Linked DNA regions of Mus musculus: region 1 is linked to region 2. The links are chromatin loops, found by intact Hi-C in ENCODE. Cell type or tissue: gastrocnemius. All regions are shown on one strand.

Evidence for each region. Peaks named below come from ENCODE experiments on the same cell type or tissue, not always from the same donor. Only the 100,000 strongest peaks of a DNase experiment are listed, where the experiment ranks them.
Region 1: a loop joins it to region 2, with 2.4 times the contacts of the local background. A loop is called at or near these places in 12 of 42 quality-filtered maps.

Annotation. Positions count from the first base shown.
Region 1 is chr5:77,073,967-77,076,466 of GRCm38, reverse strand. No RefSeq gene overlaps it. Among named protein-coding and RNA genes, the nearest start is that of Gm51293, 9.4 kb to the left of the region's middle. In gastrocnemius, no CTCF peak of the experiment used is centred here; DNase peaks (open chromatin) are centred at 344 and 1,378; H3K27ac peaks cover 344 bases.
Region 2 is chr5:77,181,050-77,183,549 of GRCm38, reverse strand. No RefSeq gene overlaps it. Among named protein-coding and RNA genes, the nearest start is that of Gm34598, 23 kb to the right of the region's middle. In gastrocnemius, no CTCF peak of the experiment used is centred here; no DNase peak of the experiment used is centred here; H3K27ac peaks cover 687 bases.

The DNA.
Region 1 (2,500 bases), 110 kb after region 2:
GTCAGTGCCACTCAGCAACGGCACATGTGGCTTCCCACAAACGACCACCAAAATAAATCTTTAAATTAAACTTGCTGTCAACCTGACCTCTATCATACATCAACAACTGGGAGCACCGGTGTTAATGCATGGAAACTCTGTCTATAATCTGAGACTCTGCCATTGGTTAAAGAAGTCATAGGCCATGTCTGAAGAGAGTTCAAAAACACTGGCAGCAACCTGCGAGCTCCTGCAGCTGGGTTTGGTGAACTTTAAACCGAAAGCTGATTCAGAGCACTTGACTCACCACCCTGCTAGAGGAAAAGGCCCAGCAGGGGTAGCTCTAAAACAGCCCCAGATGGAGCAGACTCTCTGCCAGGACCAGAGCAGCTGGCAGAGGGAAGCAAGCCATTCCTGTGCATCCCTTTATCCTCTCTCACAAGCAGTCCATTGCGTTGTCTAGTCCTGGTGTGTAATAGTTATCCCATAAAGGGCACATGAGCATCTGACACCAAGGACCTTTCCCTCAAGCTTCTCTGCTTTCTGCGCTCTTGTGCCCTTGGAGAAGAAAGAACAGAAGAAACCCAACTGCAGAACACCAGGGACTTCTGTATCATTTAATAACACGAGTTTATCTCTTTGGAGCCTGAGACTTATTTGGGGTTATTGTAAGTGATACCCAAAGGCCACGAATAGATTGAATGTAGCTTCTTTTCATTTCGGTAAACATTGATGGAGTGGCTTCAATGTGGCAGACACAGAGCTGGGCACTGAGATGTAGGGCTGAGGGAGGCTTTCACTGTACAAACTCACCCAGCATCTGGCCTTTGTAGTGAAGCTGAACACACAAGGCCCATATTCTGTGCCTTGAGTGGTTCAGTTGCTCCTCTGGTTTTCACACAGCATCAGAATGGAACAAAGTGTAAAGACCAAGCAGAAGTGTAGAACGCTTGAGTTAGGGCCTCAGCCTCTTTTACGGAGAGGTATAAGGACAGAAAGAGCATCAGCTCACATATGCTGAGATGTCCCTGCAGAGTCTCCTAGGTTTCACTGTACATCCCAGAGTCTCTAGACTAGATGGTGCAGGGGCCATGACTGTGACACAGCTGTTCTGTTTTCCATTTTCAGCAGGTGTCAGAAGTTTGTCTAGGTGATTACATATCAAGCTTTCCTTGGAAAGTGCTAGAAGCTTTAGAAGGAAAACATTAAGGACATTTAAAGGCTTAGTGTTGAAGGGCTGGAGAAAACTGGCAGCCCTGGGTGGGGAGTGGTGGAGAGACTGGGCAAAGAGCAGATGGTCTTTCCTCCCAGTCCCATAGGCCACAGCCTGGATCATGAGATTCTGTCCCACGGAGTGAGCAAAAACCCCAGAGAACTGTGTGCCAGTATAAATATGCAGCCTTGGGCTCCATGCCCAACTGAGTAGGGGATGACTAATGCACTCATGGAACAACTCTTAAAAAAAGATTGCAGTGGTTTCCAGAGCATTGCCTCTCTGCAGATGCAGGGCTGAACTGGGCAAAGTTGAGCTTTAGCATGAGCTCCGAAGAATCACACCCCATCCCCACCTACTGGGGGGCTGCGGCCTTTTCTCCCCCCATTCCCACCTCCTCCCACCCAAACTTACCTGCTCCACATCTCAACCTTTAAGGGGTTCTCACTGGCTTAGCAATCCCCCAAGATCACATAAGGACACCAGCAAGCAGCACACTTAGACTTTAAGCTGAGCACCTGGTGCCTGTGCTCAGCAGTACGTTTGTGCTATGTGAACTCTGGAATTCCCTCCTTGCAGTACTGTGATTTTTAAAAATATCTGCCACTCTTTCTAATGACTTGGACTAGAATCTTTCCATTTCATGAAAAAAAAATTTTTTTTTAATTCCATCCAGTCTGGTGAACTTTTTGTTCCGAGGTACCCAGTGTCTCTAGAGGTGACCAAGAAATCGATAGTTGGCAGAGACAGGGATGGAAAGTCTTAGGACTTAGCAGCAGGTGTGTGGCTGTTAGGACCAATCGGATAATCCCAAACTTCCCTCAGAACTGACCAAGGCTTCGCAGAGGGGCACATGAAGTTTGACATACCTCAAACTCTACCTCTCTGAGGAAAACAACAGCAGCAGCAGCAACAACACCACCCTACTATTAGACAGCTTAAAATGTAACAGGCTGTGCACGCCTTTAATCCCAGCACTCTGGAGGCAGAGGCAGGCGGGTTTCTGAGTTCGAGGCCAGCCTGGTCTACAGAGTGAGTTCCAGGACAGCCAGGACTACACAGAGAAACCCTGTCTCGAAAAACCAAAAAAAGAAAGGAAGAAAGAAAGAAAGAAAGAAAGAAAGAAAGAAAGAAAGAAACAAAGAGAGAAAAAGTAACAGGCAAGGAAAAGGGGCTTGGTTTCAAAGACCCACGTGGATATCTGAGCCAATGGATGCTTGAGATATTTGCATATAAACCATGTGCATCCTCCCATACTCTTGAAATCTCCTCTAGATTACTTACAACACTTACTACAACGTGAGTGCT
Region 2 (2,500 bases):
CCTTGTTGGTATAGGAGTGGCCTTATTGGAGGAAGTGTGTCACTGGAGGTGGGGTTTGAGGTTTCAAAAGCCCAAGCCCCTCCCCTCCCCTTCTCTCTCTGTCACTCTGTTTCTCTCTTTCTCTTCTTCTTCTCTTCTCTTCTCTTCTCTTCTCTTCTCTTCTCTTCTCTTCTCTTCTCTTTTCTTCTTCTTCTTCTTCTTCTTCTTCTTCTTCTTCTTCTTCTTCTTCTTCTTCTTCTCCTTCTCCTCCTTCTCCTCCTTCTCCTCCTTCTCCTCCTTCTCCTCCTTCTCCTCCTTCTCCTCCTTCTCCTCCTTCTCCTCCTTCTCCTCCTTCTCCTCCTTCTCCTCCTTCTCCTCCTTCTCCTCCTTCTCCTCCTTCTCCTCCTTCTCCTCCTCCTCCTCCTTCTCCTCTCCTCCCCTCCCCCCTCCTCTTGCCCCCTTTCCCCTCCCTTCTCCCCTTTGCCCTTTCCCCTCCCCCTTCCCCCTTCCCTCTCCTCTCTCCCCTCCCCCTTCCCCCTCCTCTCTCCCCACTCTCCTCTCCCCCTTCTCCCTCCCTCCCCCTCTACTTTGAACCAGCTATTTCTCCAGTACCATGTTGTCATGTTCCTTGACATGATGATAATGAACTGAACCTCTGAAACTGTAAGCCAGCCCCCTATTAAATGTTGTCCTTTACAAGAGTTGCCTTGGTCGTGGGTCTCTTCACAGCAGTAGAACAGTAACTACGCAGACACTGTCACAGCTCTTAGTTTTGCCTATCTAGTTCTAAAACCAATCTCTACAAAACTAGTTGTAGAGCTAGGTGTGGTGTAGCTCCTTCACTTGGGACGGAGTCTTAGTTATGGGTTCCATTGCTGTGAAGAGACACCACGACCATGGCAACTTTTATAAAGGAAAACATTTCATTGGCGTTAACTTACAGTTTCAGAGGTTTAGTCCATTGTCATCATGGTGGGAAGCATGGCAGCATGCAGGTAGACATGGTACTGGAGCTGAGAATTCTACACCTTGGTCCGAAGGCAGCAAAAGCAACTGTAAACCAACTGGGCATAAGTTGAACATATGAGACCTTAAAGCTCACCCCCACAGTGACACACCTCCTTCAACAAGGTGACAGCTATTCCAACAAGGCCATACCTCCTATGGCCACCTCCTATGGACCAATCATTCAAATATATGGGTCTATGGGGTGGGGGCTTCCTATTAAAACCATCACAGAGCCTAAGGTAGGGGGATTGCTTTAAGTTGAAGCCAGACTAGATAATATATAATAAGGTCCTGTTTCTACGCCCCCAACCAAAAAACCCATCACCCCCTCACCCCAACCAAACTTAAAACAAAAGCAACAAATACCTCCAACAAGCTGATGGGGAAACCAGCATAGCATGAGTCTTCTTACAGTTTAGTGGCCTAAGAGTGCACTTCCCATGCAGATGCTGGCTGGCTCCCTCAGTGCCTTCCTATTCCTAGCCCTGTAGTGGTTCTGGACCACCTCTCCCTCACTCCACTGATTTAAGCCACTGAGAATACAAAGGAGGAACATATATATGGGACCACAGCTCATTTCAGTCTCAAATATGACAGCCTACATACTCTACTCTTCCTTTGGGTTTCTGTTGAATTTTGCATAACCCTGCTTAGAGGGAGCAGACTTGGCAAGCAATCTCCTTTGCTAGAAAACAGAACCCAAATAGGAAGTTAGGTCTCCAAAGGGACAGTTGTGCAGACAGATCCGGACCCTGAAGGTGGGTGGGGCTCAAAGCTAATACAAGGACTCTGGCAAAGGAATGGGAGCTTTGGATCTGAGCTCCAAGAGCTGCTCAGATCTTTCTGGCAGGGAGGCCCAGGGCTCTTACGCACGTCTTCCAGGACAGCAATGGAAGCAGAGAACTCATCCAGAGTGCTAGCTGTACTGCTGCATGTTTGAGAACTCCCAGGAGTCAGGGCGGACCCAGCAAACCTGGAAGAGCTAGAGCTCCGAGTGTTGTCCTGGTTCCAAGAGTTAGCCGACGCCAGATGAATTCTCCCCAAATGCAAACTGCAGACTTTCACAGGACTGTTAGTAATAACTTTGCTTTGAGTCTTCTTTGCCCCATCCCACTGTCCCCACCCACTCTGCTTTTCACTTCACAGGATAAAGCTGGGAGAGCTGAATTCAAACACTCCATTCAGATCACATTCCCATCAACAGTGTAGAGGTGCTCTTTCTCTCCCGCTTTCTCTTAGAAAAGACACGCGTGCGGTGTAAGTGTGTTTCCTGGCTTTCTTACTGTAAATTATTTTATTTTATTTTATTGGTGGTTTTTTTGGTATTTTTTGAGACAGTCTCGTGTAGTCCAGGTTAGCCTTGCACTCACTTGCTTTTTAGTAGAAGGTGGTCTTCAACATTTATCTTTACCTCTCAAACACTGGTATTTCAGGTACTTATTATTTTGAGTGGCTATATGTAAGTGCTTTAAACCAAACCCAGGTCCTCTGCATGAACAATGCATCCTCCTAA